Regions from separate parts of the Mus musculus genome. Here all the other regions are linked to region 1. Evidence: chromatin loops called from intact Hi-C (ENCODE). Cell type or tissue: left cerebral cortex. All regions are shown on one strand.

Region 1 (8,000 bases):
GAGTTACAGAGGGTTCTTATCCAACACGTGGGCACGGGGAATGGAACCAGAGTTCCCCAGAAGAGCAGCAAGAGCTTTCAACTGGAAGCCATCTCTCAGCCCCTCTGGCAGTATTTGTAATAACCTGAGTTCCTTTTGAATGTACCCTGTCTCTCTGTCTGACGCCTTAGGGACTGTTCAGTTAGGCAGCCTCTCTCCCACGTGCACCAGTGGCATGCAGGACTTGTTGACTGCACCAAATATATCTGTAGTCCTCATCTCCAGCCTCCACCCTGGCCACACCACAGTTTCACACTCTTGGAACTGTCCCCACCACTCCCTCTGCGTCAGCCGCCCCACGGTCTCATGCAGCAGTGCTTTCCTGCCGCATCGGGAGCCAGTTCTGCTTGGTGCCCCCTTTTGAGACTGCTTGTATAGTCTGTGAGCATGAACTGGGCATCCCAGTGAACAGGGAGAGCTGTGTGGGGCAGACACTGAGAGAGGCACAAGAAAATATGTCAGTGCTGCCTCTAGGGACAGCACGTTCTTGTGACTGTCCCCTAAAGAGCTGCTTCATGAAAGTTCAGAGGTGTTTCATGTCAGAGTGTTGGAGGCTAAGGGGACCCAGGCAGGGTTGCGTTTATCAGAAAAGCCTTCCCACTGGGGGAGATAGCAGCTAGACTTTCATTGTCAGGAAGTCTGGCCAACCTGGGCCAACGGGTCCATGAAGTAGGGAGCCCTTCCTGGCAGTGGGACCAAAATCCCTTATGATCTCTAGCAGGAAGTTGTTTTCTGAATCCTGGCTGCTCCTTCCCCTCTGGGCTAACAAGCTGATAAAGACTTGCGGCCAGCCTCAGCAAAGAGGAAGTGGACTGGCTTCCTGTTTGTTTGTGACTCTCAGAGCCGCATGGCACAGCGCGTACAGCAAGCAGTCAAACAGAACAATCTGGTCTTGAGGAGTCTGAGTCCTGAGGAGTGGGTTTGCTGTGGAGCACACTTTCCACGGTTGGGAGTCGGGTTCCATTCCAGAGCAATGGGTACTCGGGAGAGCAGGCCCCAAGCAGCTAAGCCCGCAGATCTGGAAAGAGAGGCAGCAACTTCCCCAAAGAAGCCAAAGGCATAGATTCTCAATGCTAAGTCCCTGGGAATGCTAAGGGCCCAGAGCAACTGTCCTCCTTAAGACAGAGGTCTTTTCTGGGTACAATCGGTTACTGTGCTAAAACCAAGCGCAGGGACCTCTGGGGGTCCTCTGAAGAAGCAGACAACAAGGGTTAAGATTTGTCGGCAGTCGTAAAAGCCAATTAGAGGCAACACAGCAAAAGCAAAAGCAAAAACTCTTCATGAATCCACATGAAGGAAAAGAGAACCTGGGATTGATTCTGCAGCTCTATAGAAGCCCTCGAGACAGGGTTCCTCTGTGTAGTCCCAGCTGTCCTGGAACTCACTCTGTAGACCAGGCTGGCCTCAAACTCAGAAATCCGCCTGCCTCTGCCTCCCTATGCTGAGATTAAAGACTGCACCACCACTGCCCTGTGAGAGCTGGCTCTTGAAAGTCCTCACAAGGGTGCTGTGCCACACACAACCCCCCCCACACACACCAGTGTAATGCAAATAGCATAGAAGGATCATAAAAGTGAAATACTCTTGACCATTTCTCCCTCATGGGTCCTTCCTCCCCAAATAACTTGTTTGATTTCTTAAATTTCCCTCTCTGACCAAACGAAACCAAAAAAAACAACAACAACAACAACAACACAAAACATTCAGTAGTGCACATAACTCTTAGCCTCTATGTGTCTTTTTGTAATTATTTGCAGAAAACAGTTCATATTTAGAGCACCTGATTATCCTTCTCCTCAAAACAAATATTCATTATTATTTATGTATGTATATGTATAATATTACCTGAGGGCAAAGAGACATTAGTCTATTTTCTTTTTTTACATTTCTCTGTGTCTTTGACAATCAAGAGGTCCTAAGTCCGGAGGTGGCTCCCAACCATCTGTAAAGGGATCCGATGCCCTCTTCTGGCGTGTGAAGACGTGCAGAGAGGGGCTGGGGCCAGGGTTCCCTGAGGCTCTGGCAGGGAGGAGGAGAGGCCGATGCTTCCCTTTCAGATCCGAACACACTAGAAACAGTGCCGAGGATCCACATTCTGCCTTGTGGATCCCTGTGACAAGTCTGAAGGCTCCAGCCACCCCCTTTCCGTTTCTTCCCTATTTCACTGCCTCGTGGTTTAATTTTCAGCCTGAACCAGATAATGAAGAGCAGAGAGCTGAAGGAAAAGAAGAAGAAAATCGGTAATGTAAAGTTTTTTAATAAAATGGCCCAGCTCACCCTTCATGCGGGGATAAATTTTATTTATTTTATGTATGTGTGTGTGGGGGTTTGGCTGTTGCTGTTTGATTCTGCACATATATCTGTGCACCACTGTGTGTGCCTGGTGCCTGGGGTGGAGAAAAGGGCATCTGATTCTCTGGGACTAGAGTTACAGATGGACGTGAGCCACCTTGTGGGGCTGGGAATCAAACCTGGACTCTTTGGAAGAGAAGCCAGTGCCCTTAACTGCTAGGCTACCTCTCCAAGCCCCTGGATGGAGCCTTTGGACAAAGGACCTGTGTCCTATCTGCATTTTTATCCCCTGAGGCATCTGACCTAGGACTGCACATACTTGCTGGATGAATGGATTAAACAAAACTCAAGTGTAACATTTGCCTTTTCAGGCCTGTCCACTCATTAAAAACACCTTCAAGTCTGCAGGTCAAGCCTCCCTGAACACTTGACCTATCAGATTTCATGATGGATCCTCCTTCCGCTCCCAAGTATTTTGGGAAACTGCAAGGGAATCTTTGGGGGTTTCAGAAAGAAAATCCGATGTCCCTTCTGTGTCCTATAAATTTATTAACAACTGGATAAGCCCCGCCCCCCCGAAACTGACCTCAGGCCACTAAAACCTGCGCATTCAGCACCCTGAAAGCCTCACTGGTCTAAGACACACAACAGGTGAGACCAGAGCCTGCCTAGAGGTTCTGGTTTCCCCTGGTAAAACATGGATAACACCAGTTTGGCCTGTGGTTAGAACTTGTTAGTATATTTACAACCACAGATGCCAAGGGGTTCTCTATCAGGAACTCAATATTCAGAGGGTCACCTTAACCTATTTGCTTATCTTCAGTGTTGGCCAGGCCAGAACAGATGGATCTTTTTCTGAACAAGTTGTTCATGTCACCCAGACTGGAACTCTCGATGGCAATCAGGCTGCTGCCACCTGGTGGAGAAAAGCAGGTATAGTCACGCCTGGCTCAGGGTTTGGCCCCTATGAGTGAATAACTCCTGAGAATAAACCACTGGATTCCAAGCCTGCCCATCACAGAGCCTTCCCACAAACCACAGCAGTGTCTAAGGCCTCCGTGGGAGGTGGAAACATCCCTCAGCACTCTGATAGCGAGAGCTTCCCTGCCTCGCAGCTCATCCTGCAACAGCACTGTCATACGGAGATGTTAACCAACTTTTTGTTGCTGCGAAACGTTACCTGAGGAAAATCAGCTTAAAGGAAGAAAGGTTTAGTCGGGTTCACGATTTCTGAGGCCTCAGTCCATGGTCAGAAACATCACTACAGAGGGAGCATGTGGAGGGTCACTGCTTGCCTCGTACCGGCTGGGGGCGTTGGGGGTGCAGAGAATGAGAGGAGGGGCAAAGGCCACATGGCCACGCTGAGTGACTTCCTCCAACGAGGCCTCCCAATGTCATTAACTTGGGAATCCATCAATGGATCAATCCTGTGTGTGTGTGCATGTATATAAAGTGTGCATTTATCAGCCTACATGCAGAGACTAAAGGGGGATGTCTAAGTCCAGTCTCCTACTCTATTACTCTGAGTTTCCATAAAGTGGGATGTTTCACTGAACCTGGAGCTTGTGAATTCTTTTCTGACTAGGCTGGTGGCCCACAAGCCCAGCAATCCTTCTGTCTTCATCCAAGCCCACACTGGGGTTACAGGCACTAAAAACCATGCCTGCCTTTTTTATATGGGTGCTGGGCATGTGAACTCAAGCTTTGATGCTTATGTAGAGAGTATTGTTATCCACTCTTCCTGGCTCATGATTAGGTCAGAGCCCCCATGATCCACCCAGTTTCCCCAAATCATACCACGGGGCATTGCATTAGAAACTAAGCCTTTAATCCTTTTGTATCCAAATGACAAGAGTCATAGCCTCAGGGGGGTTGCTGTTGTTGAAACTGAAGTTGTTTTTTATTGTGAGTTACTGCAGGTGGGACCCCCCCCCCCCCGGAGTTTGTGCATGCTAGACACGTGTTCTCCCCTTGAGCTACATCCCCAGCTCTCTCAGTTTTGTTTTTATGTATTAATTAAAACAAACAAGCAACCCAGGGGCTGGAGAGATGACTCAGTGGTTAAGAACACTGGCTGTTCTTCCAGAGGTCCTAGATTCAATTCCCAGTACCCACATGGTGGCTCACAACTGTCTGTAACTTCAGTTCCAGGGGATCCAACACCCACACACAGATAGGCAGGCAAAACACCAGTGCACATAAATGCACATAAAGAAAACATTAAAAAGTGTAAACACATATTTAAAAAAACAAACAAACCCAGAGTGTAGAATTTATGTAACTGATAAGAGTTCTCTCAAGAGCCAGAATTCAAACCCAGATCTCTCTGGTTCTACAACTTTCCCTCTACTTTGAGTCACCGTTGAGTGAGCCCATGGGAAGTCCCACCCAGTGGCCATCTTCATCCTGGCAGTGAGCACTGCTGAGTTCACTGGCAGGAGGGGCTTTCAAAGGAGAAGGTGGTGTTTGGCTTCCTGACTAGTCTAGTCTAGCTGGTAACAAAACTACTGGTGAGAGGCATGAAGAAGAGGCTGTAAGGCACCTGTGAGTGCAAAGAAAGGATCTCCAAGCTGAGTGTCAACACTGGAACTGAGAGCTGAGCAGGAGCCTCAGGACAGCACTACAGAGTGTGGAGACCTGGGCCTACCTGATCCTGTGGGACGCCCAGCAGGACTCCTGGCCCTCCACACCTAAAGGAAGAAGCATTCCCAAGGAGCTGAAAACTCCCCGCTGTTCCCTGCTGTCTGGGATGTTAGTGGAGTACCATTAAATAGGAAAGGAGCCTGGAGGAAAGACGCGCTAAAGAGGACCTTGACAAAGTCAGAGGTGGTGGCTCAGGGTAAGGGGACAATCCCTCAAACTGGAAAAGGTCAGGTTTGGCACAATCTACCACAAAGAGCTTCTGCAGGTTCTCTTTGAGTCTCTGACTGTCGAGGATTGACATGACCTAAGCTAGAAGCCATGATTTTGGGGGGTCAAGAGGGCTCATCACTTTCCTTGTCTCTTCTTGCATTGACAGGATGGTCCAGCAGCAAATACCTCCCAGAGGACAAAGCCAGGAAAGTAGAGGTGTTTGACATCTAGACCTCCTCAGATCCGTTGGCGACTATGGCGTTCCTCTTCCTTCCAAAGCCCCATTTGCTCCCCCATTCTCCTTCTGTGCCTTGGACATGTGTGTAAGTCAGTGAACAAGTGTGCAAACAGGTGGTATGGTGTATGCCACACGTAAGAGCCTCAGTGTGACTACTCCTCAGACCACTGCGGCCTTGGACACAATACACTGTATCTAATAACTCTCCCTGGGGCCCAAGGCCTCCAGATTCCAGAGGTCTTCCCTTTGAGACGATCCGATCTCCCAAGTCAGGGGTCAGCCATGTTTCCTAGTCCCTAGGGAGGGATAGTGTTTTAGGTTCTGTGGGCCACCACTGGGCTCTGCTGCAACCTTCGATGCTGTGGCTGGAGCACTCAGGAGCACAGATAAGGAGGGAGGGATAACCCCCAAGAATTGAAGGGGTACTGTTAGCAGATATCCTGCCTAACTGAGAGACCACAAAATCTGTGTGCTTCCAGTACTTGGGACATAGACTGCAGAAGGATGATGTCATAGCCATCCTCAGCTACATAATAAGTTGGAGGCCAGCCTGGGATACATGAGACCTTGCCTCAAAACAAAACCACACTCACCCAGAGCTAGAGCCTTAGCTCCCAGCTTGGTCTTCTAACTCAGCACCATGAGCTCGGTTCCTTTTTCCATTTACTTGACCAACACGGATTCCCATAAGAACAAAGGGACAAGAAGAGGGAGGGTTTCCTGGCCTAAGCTATGGCAGAGGAGAGAATACACATACGTATGTTCACAAACATGTACACCAAACTGCACTCCAGTGCAGAATGCCAAGCGCCTCCCAGGAATGTGGATGCATGTTGCTCAGACCAGGAAGAGACAGTGGGGATAGGGGACAAGGGACCATGTGTTGCCCAAGAGAAGCAAACGAATCAAGACTCAAAGGTCAGGGCACCTGGAGCTGTGGGTGTTGGGAAGGGCAGGCTGTCCAATAGGAGGGGAGAAGAGCTGTAGCACAGGTATGGGGGGAGGGGCAAATGAAGGTGAGGATCAGTGTTTTCAGGGGAGGTGCTACTGATGAAACAAGCCTTGTCCCACAGCCACCTCCTTACCCAGGTTACTTCCCACAGGGCTGGTGGCTTCACCCAAAATTGATGGCAGATGGCAAAGGTCCCGGGGAGGTCCTAACTACACAACTCCCCTTGCAGGTGCTGGGAGGCCTCATTAGAATAGCATGGCATCTACAAAGCAGACATGGTGGCACATCGTGCCTGTGACTTAGCACTCAGGCCAGAGAAAGGAGAAAGAGGAGATCCGGGCTAGCCTATGCTACATGGGAGACTGCCTCTAATCAAAGATTAAAAAATAACAAATGTCATTCACCACTATTTGACAAATGGTCCATCGTCTTCCTCATTTTTTGAAGAAACCCACATAGAAGTGACTAGAACCCTGCCCCACCATTGTGAAGTGATCAAGTTCTCAGAAGTGAGAAAGATGGCAGCAAGCCTTTGAGGTTTCTGTTCCTCCCTCATCCAGGTCCACATCTTAGCATGTAAGCCTTTGAGCCCGAACAAGGAAACCATTCATCCCTGTGGAGCCAACAGGGAGGAAGCCACTTCCTGTTCTCTCCCTGGCCAGGCAAGGCCAGGCCATGGCTCTCCATCCCAGGCGGGTAGAATGGCGTTGATAAAGGCCCATTGTGATAGTCTCACAAACCCAGAGGCCATCAGAGGGGCTGAGAAGCCACTTAACAGCTCTTGAACATTTGTGAAAAGATTTATTCTGCGGAAGTGAAGGCAGAGAGAGGCCCCAAGGTTGCTACCGGGATATACCTCTGCCATCTGTGATAGGGAGGCCGACAGCGAAGCCAGCAAGGGCCTAGCCAGCCCATCACCCCATGGGCTGCCCTGAAGCAGGAGGGATCCAGTCACCAACAGGCAGCTTTACAGTCCGGACTCCCAGACACCTGGAAACGAAACCCAATCTCCTGCCAAATGCAGGAAACACAAGGGTCCTTAAAAGGGCCTGAGGGAGAGAGGGGAGCCTCCTGCCTCCTCCTCCCAAGGGTGTCCAAAGTAATAAATGGCAGGAAAAGGGGATGGCTGGAGAGTGGATGGTGGTCTGGAACTTATTAGAAATTAGGTTCTTTCTGCTGCAGTCTTCAGTGTGCCTGAGTCAGGCACCTCATCATTTGCAGGCCTCCCCGGTCTTATAAGCAAATGTATAAGTAAGAAGAGATAGGAGGCCTGGGAGTGTGAGGACACCCAGTTTCGGTGTTGGCTTGGAGGGGACCTTCCCCTTCTTGGGAGGTGAGAGACTAGAGCCTGCGTAGGTCTGGTGAAAGGTGAAAGGTGTACAAATGTTGGGAGATCCCCTCCTTTAGCTCCACCCCAAATCTGTCCTGCTGATCAGCCTGGCCCTGCGGGAGAGGAACTGCAGGGTCCCGGTTAGACAGGGCCTTCGTGCCTTCCTAAGGGTCCCTGTGAGGTCAGGCGGGGAGAGGAGAAAGTGCTTGCTTCCGCCTTGTTCCTAAGTAAGGTAAGAGGTCAGTCCTGGTCATTTCTCAGTCCCAGGTCAGCTCTCACTCCACGATCTAAATGAA
Region 2 (8,000 bases), 170 kb before region 1:
AGGTCACACCCACCCGATGACAATGCTAAGTGTCTCCAAGAACATGGGATAAGGTGGGCAGGCAGGAGCATAGGTTAGCAGTAGAACACACATAGAGGTGAACACACACATGGGCCCTGGCCTGACACCTGCACATACATGGGTCCATTCACGTAGGCACAGATGTGTAAATAAGACAAAACCGACAGGTACTGCTCAGCATCATGGGACATCCCTGTATACCAATACCCGGTGTTGGAGTCGGGAAAAACCAAAACAACGCAAGCAGTCACAAAAGTCCAGCAAAGCAAGATCTTTATTGGAATTAGGCAACAAAAATCTGGCCAGTCAGGGACAGCAGCACATACTCAGACTGTCCAGGCTCAAAAAATAAGAGCCTTGGCTGTTCTTCCAGAGGACCTGGGTTTGATTCCCAGGACCTCCATGGTGCTCACAACTGTTCACAACTCCAGTTCCAGGGAACCAATGCTGTCTTCTCAGGCACTGCTTGCATACACATGGTAAACACACACACGCACACACACACACACACACACACACTCGCCAAAACACTCATACCCTTAAAAATAAGTCGCTCATTTGGTAGAGTGCTTGCTTAGCATGCAGAAAATCCCATGTTCATTCCCAGAGCATCTTTAGGAGGTGAAGGCAGGACAAAGATGTGTTCAAGGTCATCCTCAACTCTAATAGGGAGTTAAAAGCTGGCCTGGGATACAGCAGAGGCTGTCTCAAAAAATTGCAGCACTTGGGAGTCAAAGGCAGGCAAGATCTCTGTGAATCTGAGGGCTGCCTAGTCTACACAGTGAGTTCCAGAACATCCCAACTGTGCTGAAAGACCCTGTCTTCAAAATAAATAAGTAACAAAATAGTTAAAAGACTTTGTCTAAAACAAAACCGATCCAGCAATATGGTTTTGCTTTTACTAGACATATGGATGTATTTACAAGGCCAGGTGAAGTCTAGGTGTCATACAAAGACCTGGATAACAATCCATCCTCCTCAGTTGGCAAGATGCAGCCAGGTAAGCAATTTGAATGTATTAAGCCTCTTTGGTAAAAGAATAAACATGAGCCGGGCATGGTGGTGCACGCCTTTAATCCCAGCACTTGGGAGGCAGAGGCAGACGGATTTCTGAGTTCGAGGCCAGCCTGGTCTACAAAGTGAGTGCCAGGACAGCCAGGGCTACACAGAGAAAACCTGTCTCGAAAAACCAAAAAAAAAAAAAAAAGAATAACCATGGTGCCTTTGCCTGCCAGTGTTTCGAGAATTAGTAAAACACACAGAAAAGCCCTAGCTAGGTGTATTGTCACAACACGCAGAAAGGCCCTAGCTAGGTGTATTGTCACAGGCCTGTAATCCCTGTACTTGGAAGGTAGGATCAGCAGGCTCAGCAATGCAAGGTCATCGTCAGCTACACAGCAAGAGTGAGGACAGGGTGAGATTCTGTCAGAGAAAGAGGCTGGGAAGATGGCTGAGTGGGTGAAGTCACTTACCCCACACAAGCCTGGTGGCCTGCAAGCTGTATAGAGAGGAAAGACAGAGGTGGCTCCCAAAGGCTGTCCTCTAACCTCCACGCACACACATGACACACATTCACCTCGTCCCAACTCGACAGGCACACGAAGACACACACGTAATGTGAGAGAAGACAGAAACTTCTATCCATGTCTGAACCAGTCTGTGCTACGTCCAATAATGGTGACTTCTCGAAAGACAACCAAGATAGTGAAATTCTAGAAGCGCAAATACTAGAAAGAAGAAACAGTAATGCAATGGCGGGGAAAACTTAGAAAGCACAGACGGCTATTTAATGTATTTGCTTATGCGTTCGCAGTCTAGGTTGCGACAGAGGCAATGGGAACTCAGGGGTGGAAGTTCGAGGGGCAATTAGGAAGAGCACTCTGATGATTTTGCTGTTCATCAATGGTACAGCCCTGAGCGATGGAGCTTCTGGTGCCTAGAAATCTCCCGGAGAACTCGAAGACCCTGTCTGCTGTGGCGTCAGAGGTTTCTGCGCGTGGGAGGAGCCTGGGCACCACACATGGCATCTCAGGCCTTCTCAGCTTCCATTGGCAGGGAATCATCAGCTCCGGCTCAGAGCTTTCCTGGCCAAAGCTGTGGGAAGCCACATGTGCCGTTGCATAGTGGCACTGACTACTGCTGGCCACCACGCATAAGTTTGGACAAACAATCAATGTGTACAAATGCAGTAAAGTTTTTTGCAAACACTGCCTGGCCCGGGCATGATAATGAGGCTTTGGGAGTATAACCAATCAGATGTGAGACATGCAAATGAGGTATGATAATGAGGCTTTGTGAGGTACAGAGAGAGAGAGTAGCCAATCAGATGAGGAACATGCAAATGAGGCGTAGTGCATAACCAATCCGGGTGTGAGACACGCCTCTCCTAGGCCTATATAAGCAGCACCAGTTCTGGGCTCAGGGTCTTTTCGCCTCTGCAATCAAGCTCTCCCAATAAACGTGCAGAAGGATCCTGTTGCAGTGTAGTTCTTGCTGGTCGAGTCTGGCGCGCAAGACAAAGCTTTCAAATCAGTTTTCCAGGGGTTTCCTCCCTTTTGTTTTTGTTGGTTTGTTTGTTTTGTTTAGTCATTGGCCAACACGAACACACACACACACACTGAAATATAAGTTAAGAAACATGATCTGGGCTGGAAGCATGGTTCAGTGGTTAAGAGCATAAGAACACCCATTCCTCTTGCAGGAGCTCTGGGTTCGATTCTCAGCACCCACATGGTAGATCATGACCATCTGTAACTTCAGTTCCTGGAGGATCCAATGTCCTCTTCTGACTACCTTGGTACATGGATGGTGGTGGCACACCCCTTTGATCCCAGCACTTGGGAGGCAAAGGCAAGTATATCTCTGAGCTCAAGTCTAGTCTGATCTATAGAGTGAGTTCCAGGACATCCAGGGCTATACAGAGAAACCCTGTCTCCAAAAGCCAAAAACAAACAAACAAACAAACAAACAAAAACAAAACAAAACAAAAACCCACTAGTATTTCCCATTATCCCTCTGTTCTTTTTCAGGCTCCAGGTTCTCTGGTCCCATTTTCCCCTCTTCCTAGCCCCTGTAGCTTTGGGAGAAAGCCTCTCTTTTCTCACAACAGTCTGAGAAGTCCTTCCTCATGGTTTTCTTCCCAAGAATGGACATTGACTCATTTCCAGGAATGCACTAGAGGATCCCGCTGTAGCATGAGGTCCCAGTCTGAGTCACCAGCAGAGGGCAGCGCACTGGCACCAGCAAAGTTGCATTTAGATACTACCTTCCCGAAGCTGTCCCTTCCTTGTCTTGATTTCCACTTGCAGATAAGATAATGTATGTGCCCCACTTATCACACAGTCTAGCATGCTCGTAGTCTGTGAATTGCAGAACACAGACTCCTTTCATACCTGTTGGCCAGCAACTTTAAGGTCAATGAGGTTAAAGCAAGCCTTGACCTCTGCGCTCAATGAGTCTGAGATCCTTAAAAGAAAAAAGAAATTGGAGCTAGAGAGGCAACTGAGTGGCTAAGAGAGCTTGCTGCTCTGGCAGAGGACCCAGGTTCGATTCCCAGCATCCACATGGCAGGTTACAACTTCAGTTCCAGAGAATCCAATGCCCTCTTCTGGCTTCCATAGGCAACAGACATGTACACAGTGCATATAAGCAGAACACTTATACATGCAAAATTAAAAAGAAAAAATCCGTATTATTATTCTGTGGGGGATGATCTGTGCACAGCTTGCAGACGTGTGTGTGCATGGAATGGACGCTAGGTCAGAGGACAACTTTCAGGAGTCAGCTCTCTCCTACTGTGAATTCTTGGGCTTGAACTTGGGTAACCAGGCCTGTGTAGCAACGACTTTTATTTGTTGAGCCATCTCATCTTGATGAAAATATTAAAATTGAATCCCCTAATCCCAACCCCTGGAAGGCTGAGGCAGGAGGACATAGAGGCCAGTTTAGACTGTATAGCAAGTTGCAGGCCAACCTGGGATAAGTACTGAACACCTGTCTCAAAGCCAAAGCAAGGTGGGCATAGTAGTCCATGCCTTTAATCCCAGTTCTTGGAAGGCAGAGGCAGGTGGATCTCTGAGTTCCAGGCTAACCTAGTCTACAAAGCAAGGTCCGTGACAGCCAGGGCTATACAGAGAAACCTTGTCTAGCAACAAAAACAAACAACAAAAAAAGCCAAAACAACCAAGAAAGGCTTTAAATGAAGACCAACTTCTATAGAGAGAATGAACTAGAGACAGGGAAAGCCCTGAGCAGAAGGGGAGCCTCCAGGTAAGGGTCTTTAACTAAGGCTGTGGCAGAGGGAGGCAATAAAGTCTATGCAGATGAGTGTTTGAGAGCTTTAAAGCCATGGAGAATTAGTGTCGCTAGGAATTAGCACATCCCACAGTGGGTACAAGCCTATAATCTCAGTACTTGAGGAGCTGAGAGGGGAAGACCAATGTGATCACATCTAAGGCCATTCTCCACTACTTAGCATGTTAGAAGCTCACCCTGTCTCATTAGACCCCCTCTCGAAAAGAAAACAAGCATTTGAAACTTGAAGATGGCTTAGCCCAATATGACTTGAACAGGACTTGGAGACGCTGAAGAGCACGCCTCCTTCCTGGCTGAGGATCCTGGTCTCTGCTGGGCAGTCTCCACTTCTCTGACCCAACCACTCTCAGTACCCTTCACTGCCCTTCCTCCTCGGGCTGCCCTGAATTGCTGGGGTTCCTCCAAGCTGTGTCTGGCCGCCTTCTTTCAACCGTGCACAGCCCTCCCAAGCAATCTCAGTCACTCTTGGAAGATCAGCTGCCATTTGTCAGTGATTGGGATGGAGTAGGGCACAGAGATTAAGAGGAAGAGTGTAGGGGAATCTCTGGGAGAGTGTGTGGGAAGATTTTGGGGCAGGAGTTTGGGGGTGGATGAAGGGGTGGTTTGAGTGGGTTGGGTGAGTTGGAGAGCAGGGTGGGTTGGGGGTGCATGGCGGGTGGGGGATGGGAGGTGGAGAGGAGGGTGGCAGAGGATATCTGTACCTGTGGCATCACTGCTCACTCATCATCCAAGAAGGGAGCATCCTGGGTGCTTTCCTCTGTCTGTCCTTTCCTCTATTCCCTACCCCCACACCATTCTTTCTTCTAACCACATCTGGAAGGATGGCTGAATTATACTGCTGCTCTCAGGGTGGCCCTGAAAGTCCTTTCCACTTCCTTGGAAGTTTTAAGGGTTCTGGCCAGGTGGTCAAAGTCATGGAGCATGACTAAGGAGCTGAAGACAAAGAGATGTAGGCAGATGTTGAGACTAGACACTTAGGGGGGGCAGGTGAATCCAGAGACTGAAAACAGTAGGCAGTTCTCTAGTGACAGGTCACAGAGAGAACTGCAGATTGTCCCTACTGAAGTAGGCAGTGACTTGGGAGTTAGTGTTGCATTCTCCAATATCTGTGAACCATGGAGTATCTTCTAGACAGCCGAAATGTCTTAGACCATGTTGTCTTTAACCAAAAAAAACTTCGCAGAAAAAAAAAAAGACAGAAAAAGGAAGGCAATAGACTCAAGACAAATCCTAGAGCAGAAAAATCACAAGAGTGAAAACCTGGAGAAATCCAAAGTCTTGAGTTTAATAAATAGTGTTGTACTGATGCTAATGTCTTGCTTTTGTCTGTTCATTGTGTGTGTGTGTGTGTGTGTGTGTGTGTGTGTGTGTGTGTGTGTGTGTATCCATCCACTCATGTGCACACACTCAATAGCTCAGGCCCTCTCTGTGATGTCAGAGCAAACTCTCAAGGTTTGATCCTCTTCTTCTACCTTGTGGAGATCCCACTGAGGCTGCCAACCTTGGCAGCAGCCATCTTTTCTCAGTGACATATTTCTCCAGCCCCACTGTTGCTTGCTCCTTTGAGGCAGTGTCTCATTGTGCAGCCCTGGCTGGCCCGAAACTCACAATGTAGAACTTTCTGGCATCATGCTTGTTGGTAATTCTCCTGCCTCTTTTACCCACGTGATTGGGGTTTCAGGCTTGCACCACCATGCCCATTTCTTAATTTCTTTATTTTAATAAAGGTCATGGTCATACAAGAGGTTACCATTGGGCAGCTTGGGAAAGGGCATAGGGGAATTGTTTTATTTTGCAATTCTGCAATTTTTCTGTAAATCTAAAAATAGCTCAAAATAAAACCACTGAGCAGGGTAGGGACTGGGTGGAATGGAGCAGTGGGGGAAGTTTCAGTCAGGATGTCTTAAAAACAAGACAAGCTAGGCAGTGGTGGCACACACCTTTAATCCTAGCACTTGGGAGGCAGAGGCAGGTGAATTTCTGAGTTTGAGGCCAGCCTGGTCTACAGAGTGAGTTCCAGGACAGCCAGGGCTATACAGAGAAACCTTGCCTTGAAAAACCAAAAACCAACCAACCAACCAACCAAACAAACAAACAAACAAACAAAAACAAAAACAAACCAAAAAAAGACAAAACAAAAAACTAAATAAAACAAAACAAACAAATAAATAAAACCACAGAACGAAAAAATTCAAAAAGCCAAGAAGCTAATGGTGGTAGGGTTTGATGGCCTCGTGGTGTGTGATCAGAATCTGCCAGGAGTGGCTTTTGTAGTGTGGCGGGCAGATTTGGGAAAGACCCAGTGTAGTGTCCCAGCCTTGCTGGGTGACACCACTGTGCCCAGGCTGGGTGCCGTTGGAAGAACCGCCTGGTGTGCTCTGAGGAACCAATGGTACCCACCTCTCAGGGTTCAAACCCTCAGAGATGGAATTTACAAATGTTTATTACTCTGCCCAGCTTCCTGCCTTTCTCTCTCTCTCTCTCTCTCTGTGTCTTTGAGACAGGTTCTCAGTATAACACCCTGGTTGTCCTGAAACTCAATATGTAGGCCAGACTGGCCTTCAAAGTTACAGAGATCCCCCTGCTTCTGCCTCCTTAGTGCTGGAATCAAAGGTGTGTGCCAACATGCTGCCACAGGCCGCCTGCCTTTTTTAAAAACGTGTCTTTGTACTTGCAAGGACAAGCACTTACTGACAAGCCATCTCACCATCCCCTGCTTCTGTCCTTTTAACCTACTCGAATGAGGCTTGGGCACAAGAGGAAAGACACAGCGCCACAATTCCATTAAGAGGAAGATGTGCTCTGTGCTCAATTAGCTGGCATTGTTTATGGTGCTAGGGAAACAGAAGTTGTGTGTACACTTGTATAGTGTGTACACTTTAGTCAATTCCACATTCAAGAAGCTGGGGCAGGAGGATCTGGTGGTTAAGCGTAGCCTGAGCTACTGTGCTGGCTGGTTTTGTGTCAACTTGACACAAGCTGGAGTTATCACAGAGAAAAGAGCCTCCCTTGAGGAAATGCCTCCATGAGATCCAGATGTAAGGCATTTTCTCAATTAGTGATCAAGGGTGGGAGGGCCCATTGTGGGTGGTGCCATCCCTGGGCTGGTTCTAGGTTCTATAAGAAAGCAAGTTGAGGCTGGGTGTGGTGGCACACACCTTTAGTCTCAGCACTTGGGAGGCAAAGGCAGGCAAATTTCTGAGTTCGGGGCCAGCCTGGTGTACAGAGTGAGTTCCAGGACAGCCAGGGCTACACAGAGAAACCCTGTCTCCAAAAAAACCAAAACAAACCAAAACCAAAACAAAACAAAAAATAACTGGCTGCTCTCCAGAGAACTTCCGAGTCTTCCCAGGATGAAGCATCCAGCTTTGTGGACCAAGTAGCTACAATGTTACCAGCCTCTCTAGCATACAGATGGACACTTTTGGAATTCCCAGCCCTTATTCTATAAGCAAGCTAACAAATTCCCTTTGTACACAATCTATTAGATCAGTCCCTTTAGCTCACTCTCACTAACACAGCTGTCATTCATGAATATATGCTTTCCTCTCCACCAATCAGATGTCAAGATCTGTAAACTTTACTTCCCAAGGAAACTCTTCAAGCCGTCCCGGAAACTACCTACGGCCTTTGCTGTTTATCTTGTGTCTCCCCCAAGAACTATC
Region 3 (8,000 bases), 270 kb before region 1:
AGTAACTTACCTCTTCCTGGATCCATTCACACTGTTTCAGCCTTGTTGTGCTGGGGTGGGGGAGGGGCGGGAGGAGGGCTAGAACACAGCTTTGTTTACAATATTAACTCTGGAGAGCCCTATCCTGGATAGTCTAATTCTGATTTTTCCTTAACCAACCATTAGGAACAGCAAGATATAAAGGAGAGAGTTAATAATTACAGTATGTACCGATCCACGTTTAAAAGGAGTCCTTGGGCTAAGGATAGAGCTCGCCGGGCACAGTGCTTGCCCGGCACGGACGAGGCCCTGGCTTCTATCCTTGGCATCACAAAAAGAAAAAGAAAAAAAAAAGCATGCCTTATGGCTGAGCTCTTGCAGATCTTGAAAAATTGGCACAGCAGAAATTCCTCCTGGCCGGCCAGCTGGGGCTTCCCCACCTCACTTATGCCCCTGTAACCCTGGGAGTCCTGCACGGTGCCCTGGTACAGGGGAGTGGTGCTGCGTGCTTCAGGGTAGGGCTGACCACGGTCCCTGATTCCCACCATTCTCTCTCAGGCGGATTTTATATATTTTTTAAAGTCTATTTTAATGATGGGATATATGAGCTCTGGGAAGGGGGTGTGAGCTCCCTTTGGTAAAGTCTCGGTTCTGTGGAGGAGTTGAGTGGCCCAAAGGTGCTCTCGCTCCACCCGCGTGCTTTGACAAGGGCTGAGGCAGCTGTTGCGGTGTGTGTGTCCCCACCACGGCACTGTTCCCTTGTGGTGGTCGGACTACAACCCAACCCTGAGCTCCTGATAAAGCTTAAAATTTAGTCCATCATCTGGCAAACTTAGTAAATTGGAGAATGTCGCTTCTGTTTTTATCTAGAGGAGTATTTAACTGACTGCTTATGCCTCCGTGAATGTCATTGTTATTATGAAAGGTGTGCCTGAAAACAAACCAGAGTACCAGCCGCATTATGCACAGAGGGGTGAGCACACTTAATTTATTAATTTACCAGGCTCACTGAGATCCTGTTGGAAGTTAACCCTTGTGGAGGGCAGCGGCCATCAGTTAAGTGAGGCTCAGCCTCCCTCCCGATCCTGTACTGACTGTAATGCATATTAGCCAGGTGATGCACTTTAGCTACCCTGGACAATGCTGTCAAGTGTGCTGGGAAGAAAGGAAGGCCTCTCTGCCTGTGCTCGGGGTCCCCGCTTCCTGATATTGCAAGGACAACAGTGACAAAGCTACCGTGACGTGTGGGCGGAGTCAGGCAGTGCTGTGCGAAGTAAACTACCTCAAGGTGTGAAGTTACCTCAGCAATGGTTTTCCTTTTGTTCCCTAAATCCTGGTTTTTAATTTTCTTTCTTTTTTTTAATTTTTTTTTTTTTTTTTTTGCGGCTTGCTGATATTTTATATAAAAAAAAAGAAAAGCGAAGCAAAAGAGAAGCTGATAGTCTTGAATATTTTATTTTTTTAATGAAAAGAAAAAATGAGAAAGTTATGTTTCATAATTTCTTAAAACATGAGCCAGTAACTCTTTTGGGGCTCTGTGGAGAAAAGGCCCTGTGGGGGAAAGGTGGGGGTTGGGGCCTGGATCCAGGGGAGGAGGCCATGGTGAAGTGGAAAACTCCAAGGAGCCCAGGTCCTCCCTGGGTTCTAGACTCTGACCTTGAAGTAGGATTTAAGATCTAGCAGAGCTTTAGCCCTTGGGGGTCAAACTGTGGGCACCCCTCCTCCCCTCTGGTGAGACAGTACCTTAGCCGGCTCTTCCCACCAGCGGTGCTGTTATTTTATGATATTGCCTCCGTTTTATCGAGGAAAGAAATAATAACTAAAAAATAATACTGTTTTAAAAGAAACCTGTATTTCTTTAAAAATATGGGAGCCAAGACTCCGTTTATGGGAAAGACAAGGCCACTCTGTTCCCATCGGGCCACCTGGTTTGTCATTACAGTGCTTTTCCTGATGATTTTTTGGTTATTGTTTCATTCCCACCCCACCTTGTTCTTGTCTGTGTCATTCTGCATAGACCACAAGGCCAGCGGACCCTCCATAACTGCCCTCCCCGTCTCCCTGCCTCCTTAGGTTGATCTGCTTCATTCTAAAAGTGGACCTGTTAGGGCATTCTTGGTTTTAGAGTGGTGGGTAGCCAAGAGGAGGAAGAGGAAATGCTGAGTGTGGTTGGGACAGGGTCTTACCACTTGGTCCCCATCACAGCCACGGTCTCTCATAGGCTCCAGACCATTTAGTCCAAAGAGAGAAACAGTCTTTAGGATGTAACAGGCCAGTAGAATTAAGCTTCCCACCTGGCTCTATGTGCTTTGTTCCCATTCAAAGCAGACAATGTTCAGACATCGGCCATTTAGTGATTTCAAGTGGATTTCTTGCAGCAAGCATGCTTTGATACCTGGTTCAAGTGACCATGGGGGGATCCCATAGTACCTGGAATGAGATTGCTGGAGCGTCTGTTCCTTGGGGACCTGCCCCCTTCACACCTTAAGTCCAAGTCCTTCCCTTTAGCTGATTGAGCTCCCAGAAGAGATCAGAACATGTGTGACAAGGGACCTGAAAACTTACATGGACTAGGCAAGGTTCCACTCATGGCTGGATTTGCCCAGCAGCAAGATTGTGAAAGTTGGCTTCCTAATGAAAGTAAGAATATGGACTAGGGGCAGAGGTCAGCAGGAAGGGAGAGCCTGGCTTATTTGGGTTGTCTGGTGACTCAAAGGCCAGATCTTAGGGCAGCTCCTTACCCTGCTTGTCACCTCTTTTTTTTTTTTTTTCCAAACCCTGTCCTAGGTAAGATGGCAAATTATTACAAAAAGCACTTGGGATATTTGGACAGTTGAGAAAAGCAACCTTTAGAAGAAACTGCTTCTGTGCTCAGAGGTCTATGTATAGAGGTGTGTGTGTGTGCACTACACACGTAGTTTTATGAATGAAAGGATCATCTCTTGGGTCTATTTTTTAAATTCTTGGAAACACATAAAAAGCCAAATGGTTTGACTCACTGACTGACTTTGAAGCTGCATCTGCCGCTTACACCGCAGTGGCTTTAACCCCCTCTGGGGTCTGGTTGCCTTTTGCAGTTTGTGGACTTAGTTGCTGGAAGGAGGTCTAGGTACGAGGGAAGTCGTGTGGCCTTTGACTCTTTCCGGTCCTTTCTGTCTTTCATTTCCCTAAACTCTCCGCTTTTGGGGAAAACTCCTGCCTCGCTATTGGCTGGAGACACCATGTCAAAACCCCGAGGATGCTGGGACAGGATGTTCCAGTTGGTTCTGTATGTCCGTTTTCCTTTGTGCCAAAGACAGACAGACAGACAGAGGCTGAGAGGCTGTTTCTAAGACAAAGCAGTGGCCGGCCATCTTTCTACATCTCCTAGGCCTGTCTGTGAGGGGGAGGGTCCTGGAGACTACACTAAAGACAAGCACCACTCTTGTTAAGTTCCTGGGGGATTGGGGTGTGGTGCTTGCCCAGGGCTAGGGAGCAGGGAAAAGGGGGTCCTGTTGCACTTTGGGGAAGGAGGGACTCTTGGGCTCCCTGTGGGACTGCTCTCCTCCCCTGTCCCCACTGCAGAGATGGCACCGTGGAGTTCCCTTCAGGCCTGGCAGACTGGCAGTGAGGAGGGGCCTCAGTTAGCTCTCAAGGGTGCCTTCCCCTCCTCCCTTCCCAGACACCCTCTGCCAAACTGGGAACCAGCAGTGCTATTAACTACCTCAGCCCCAGAGGGCGCCAAGCCTAACTGAGCCCCAGGAGGAGCTGTCGATTTAGGCAACTCTTCTCCCCCTCTCTCGGGACGAGGTCGCCTTTCCTTGTCCTAAGTGCTCCTGGGGGAGATCCTAGTGGCTTTGCCATTCAGACCACACAACTGTTTTTGCCTGTTTGTTGAAAACCAATAGAAGGAGACCAGCTTGGCAGGACATTGCAGGAAGAGACCCCCTCATCAATGCCAGGGGATGTAAAAGCCATTTTCCTTCCAGATACTCAATGGTTTAGGTGCAGAATGTTGTTCTTGTATTCAGACATACATAGAGTAATACCAGCTGAAACATGGTGTTTCTTTCCTTTGGATACATCTCAGTGAGGGTTCAAGATCCGGGACAGGCCACATGCTTCATGGTCTAGAGGCTAGGCCAAAGCCTCAACCCTGCACGGCCTGATGTGGTATCATTACGGATGCCCTCAAATGGGTGACTATGGACTGACAAAAGAAGAGAATTTGTTTTTCTTAAATAGCAGGATGCTCCTGGAGCGTGTGTTTTTCATAATCACAGATGATGAATACTACGAGTATAAATGGATGAACTACCTCAGTCCTCACAGTAAGATTGGAGATGAGGGCAGGGACTCATGCCTCGGGGATGAATCCCAGCCAGGAGAGAGTTTTGGCTTATGCCACACTAGGTTTGTCATGGGGATCGGGCAGGCTTGCCCGGGTCCCCACTCACATTGGTCGGGTTGGCAGGGTTCCGTCATCTCGTGTCCCCTCCCCCCCACCCCATCCCCTTTTCTGCTCTCCTCCCCCACTCTCTCATCCCTTCACTCCAGCTCCTCCCCCTCTCTCTCAGAGCTTAAGCTTAAGCTTGATGTGAGGAAAGGAATGGGCTCCTTCCCTAGAGAGCTGGATGGAGGGTGGTTCTGGGTCCGGCCTGGAATCCCCTAGTCAGCTCCTAACTTGGGAACCGGGGCCTCTTCAACAGGGTTTCTTCAAGATCCTCTGCCTCCACTGAGTCCCCTCGGGAGGTGTGTGTGTGTATGGGGGGAGGGGGCGCGCTCTGAGATAGAGCAGGATCCTTCTGCCCTGGGGCCTGGTCCAGTCTACCAGGCTCGCTCAGGCCACCTTTGTAGTTGACCACCGCCAGGTGCCCTAGCCCTCCCCACCCCTAAATGACCTCCTTATAGAAGCCTGTTTCACTTTTGGTTTTAATCTACCTCTTAGCAAAACAATATAGAGAAATTTAGGTAGTGGCAACTCCACTTGCTTAGGTTAGGCGGGGGAAAGATTTCTTTTTCCAAAGGAAAAACTATTACCTTAAAAATACTTTCCAAAAAATCTTAAAAAAAAAAAAAATAAAAACCAAAAAAAATTTTTTTTTCTTTTAAGGGAGGGAGACAATTTCCAGTAACCATGGGATTAATTTCCTACACTCTTTTCCCCCATACATATGGTTTCCTCTTTGGCAGTTGTCACATGTCACGTAATGATACGGCTTTCCCAGTGATCTCCTTGTCTGGTCACATCCCCACCCCAAGGAGTGCCAGTGAGACTCACCTGTGCTTCCTGTCACAGCTCTGGCCAGGTGACCTGGACATCTCAAACAGGAGCACTGGGCAGGGGTGCTTCTGGACTCGTTAGGGAACCTCATGTGACCACAGTTTTATGTGAACCACTGCTTATAAGCTCATTGGAAATGAATTTAAGCAGATTATAAATTTGCATGATGAATAAATACCTTTTACCACCATTTGGAGTCTCCCTTCTCTTCAGAAATCGTGATTCTGTTCTCCGAAACCAGAGTTGAATGAGAAGAGCCCACTCTGGCAGAATGGGTTGATAGGCAGTCCGAGGACACGGCTTCCGGGGAGGGCTTTATTTTTCTGAGTGGATGTCTGGGAGGCATTGGGGGGCTGCTGCTTGTGACTGTTAGACTCTGTAATTGCGATAACTTTGGGATTGTATTTTACCAGAACTCTGCCGGCCATCCTGACCCTGAATTTGATTGTGCCTTCCTCCCTCCCTTCTCTGTTCTTGAAGCTGGGGGAGGGGCAGCGGGCTCGGACTTGGCTAGTTTGTTTATTGAATGGATGAACGAACACTCCCGGGGGTCCCTTCCGGGGGAAAGCTGTTTCAGCCACAAAGCAATCTCATTCCACTGTTTTCAGCCTCAAAATAAAAGGAAACTTATATTGAAAGCTGAGTGTGTCTGTGCTTCTGGGAGTTGGGGAGCTTGGGTGCTCGGGATGAGGGGAGGGCTTTGCTAGGAAAAGAGTCCCAGAGAGTTGCCAGGGAGAGCAGGGAGATTGGCCTGACCCCCTCTAGGCTGGGCTGGGATAGGATGCTCAGAGCCAGGTTGCCTCTGCTCTCCCTGTCATGAGGTGCAGCTCTGCTCTGCCAGGCCTTTGCATTGATAGACCTAGAACACTGGGTTACAATACTAAGTTGTTTTGTCATCTATTACAGGAATAAAAGTAGCTAATATAGTAAGAGGTAACTTTCAAACTCAGCTTTTTTCCCATTTGGTTTTTGATGTACATTCTCACTGTGTAGCCCAGCCTGGCCAGTCGGAGCAAACCCACCCGGCAGCCATTTCCCTTGTGTTTCAAACCTGGTCTGCAATGTTGTGCCTTTGAAGGGTTTCCCCTGCTCTCCTGTCTTAGTGGCTCCTCCTCTTTGTTCTTACCACAGTTTCTTGTTTGGCAAACTCCAACAAAAATATTGCCATTTATAGCATAGAGCGCCAAGTCTGTTTTTACTGCCTGGGCTATAGTTTCTGGGCTCAACCATCATTGGCCACATGAAAATTCAGTGGTTTTTCAACCCTTAGCTGTGAGGGCCTTGAGGCCACCAAAGGGGAGTTGGCTTGACTTAGATGTGGGAACCATTGATTTGTCCTGGAAGGTAGGTGAGCTTTTTCTGGATTCCTCTTCGAGGTCTACTGATCAACTTCCTGTTCCAGCACGATGCTTTCTGGCGCGTTTGTGACCAGTTCTTCTGCAAAGGGCAGAATGAGACCATTCATAATTACCCATTACTGGACTGTAAGGACTGTCACCCGGCCATTCTGGCCCCTTTGCTAGTCTCATTGAATAGTCAAGTTGGCCTTGAATTTTATAGATCCAGCTACCTCTGCCTCTCAAGTGCTGGATTACAGATGTTCCCCCACCCACATCTGGCTCTCACTCCACACCTGGGCTGGCCTCAGACTAAATCACCTGCTCTTACTTAGTCTTCACTGTTGGCATTTTGAGTACATAATAGCACACCTGGCGAGGATTTGGCTTCTAAAGTTTGAGTTAAATCCTAAGCTTAAAAAGTGAGAAATGGCCAGGCATGGTGGCCTTTTGATCCTATCCCTTGGGAGGCAGATGGCAGAGTGTGAAGACAGCCTGGTCTACACAGAAATTTTTTTTTTTTTTTTTTTTTTATATGTAAGTACACTGTAGCTGTCTTCAGATACTCCAGAAGAGGGCGTCAGATCTTGTTACGGATGGTTGTGAGCCACCATGTGGTTGCTGGGATTTGAACTCCGGACCTTCGGAAGAGCAGTCGGGTGCTCTTACCCACTGAGCCATCTCACCAGCCCTACACAGAAACTCTTGAACTACAAAGTGAGAGATGCTCTGGAGGGCAGTTGTCATCTGAGATCCTGGCAGGAAGAGCTAACACACAAGTTGTCAATTTGTGGACCTCGACCCCGGGATTGGTCAAACTACCCTTTCCCAGGGGTTGCCTAAGACCATCAGAAAATACAGAGTTGCTTTAGGATTCATAACAGTAGGAAAATTAAAAAAAAAAAAAAGATTGCAAAAGCCGGGTGTTGGCCGGTGTGGTGGTGCACACCTTTAATCCCAGCACTCGGGAGGCAGAGGCAGGCGGATTTCTGAGTTCGAGGCCAGCCTGGTCTACAGAGTGAGTTCCAGGACGGCCATGGCTATACAGAGAAACCCTGTCTCCAAACAAAAAAACAGTAGGAAAATTACAGCTGTGAAGTAGCAACAAAAATAAGTTTATTGGATGTAGTCTCCTGCCGGGGAATCGAGATGCAGAACTCTCAGGCTCCTTGTCCAGAACTGTGTCTGCCTGAACACCCTCATGGCCTGCCATGATAACGGATGGAACCTCAGCCCCAATGAAATGTTTTCCTTATAAGAAAAGGAAAGTTATGGCCGGGGTCCCCACAACCTGAGGAACTGTACTAAAGGGCCACAGCATTGGGAGCTTGAGAACCAGACAGATATGAACTGATGTGGATGCGGAGAACTGAAGTTGGGGCTTCTGGGAAAATACAGGCTCTTAACCTCTTAGCCATCTT

The links. A loop is a pair of places that touch in the nucleus more often than their neighbours do. Peaks named below come from ENCODE experiments on the same cell type or tissue, not always from the same donor. Only the 100,000 strongest peaks of a DNase experiment are listed, where the experiment ranks them.
Region 2: a loop joins it to region 1, with 2.4 times the contacts of the local background. A loop is called at or near these places in 8 of 42 quality-filtered maps.
Region 3: it touches region 1 in a loop (2.3-fold over the local background); 3 of 42 quality-filtered maps call a loop at or near these places.

Annotation. Positions count from the first base shown.
Region 1 is chr11:95,681,467-95,689,466 of GRCm38, reverse strand. Gm29873 (a long non-coding RNA gene) reads left to right here and starts at 2,195. Exons shown (of 3, transcript XR_388979.4): 1 at 2,195-2,279; 2 at 3,155-3,264; 3 at 5,351-6,823. In left cerebral cortex, CTCF peaks have their summits at 438, 2,005 (motif pointing left) and 3,253 (motif pointing left); DNase peaks (open chromatin) are centred at 278, 834, 2,008 and 3,262; H3K27ac peaks cover 746 bases.
Region 2 is chr11:95,849,152-95,857,151 of GRCm38, reverse strand. It overlaps Gm38959 (a long non-coding RNA gene), which reads left to right. Exons shown (of 3, transcript XR_880173.3): 2 at 927-1,021; 3 at 1,933-2,165. Among named protein-coding and RNA genes, the nearest start is that of Gm38959, 5.3 kb to the left of the region's middle. In left cerebral cortex, a CTCF peak has its summit at 3,237 (motif pointing right); a DNase peak (open chromatin) is centred at 3,238.
Region 3 is chr11:95,955,043-95,963,042 of GRCm38, reverse strand. It overlaps Igf2bp1 (insulin-like growth factor 2 mRNA binding protein 1), which reads left to right. Exons shown (of 15, transcript NM_009951.4): 15 at 1-5,880. Among named protein-coding and RNA genes, the nearest start is that of Mir3063, 4.3 kb to the left of the region's middle. In left cerebral cortex, CTCF peaks have their summits at 3,702 (motif pointing right) and 5,422; no DNase peak of the experiment used is centred here; H3K4me3 peaks cover 222 bases.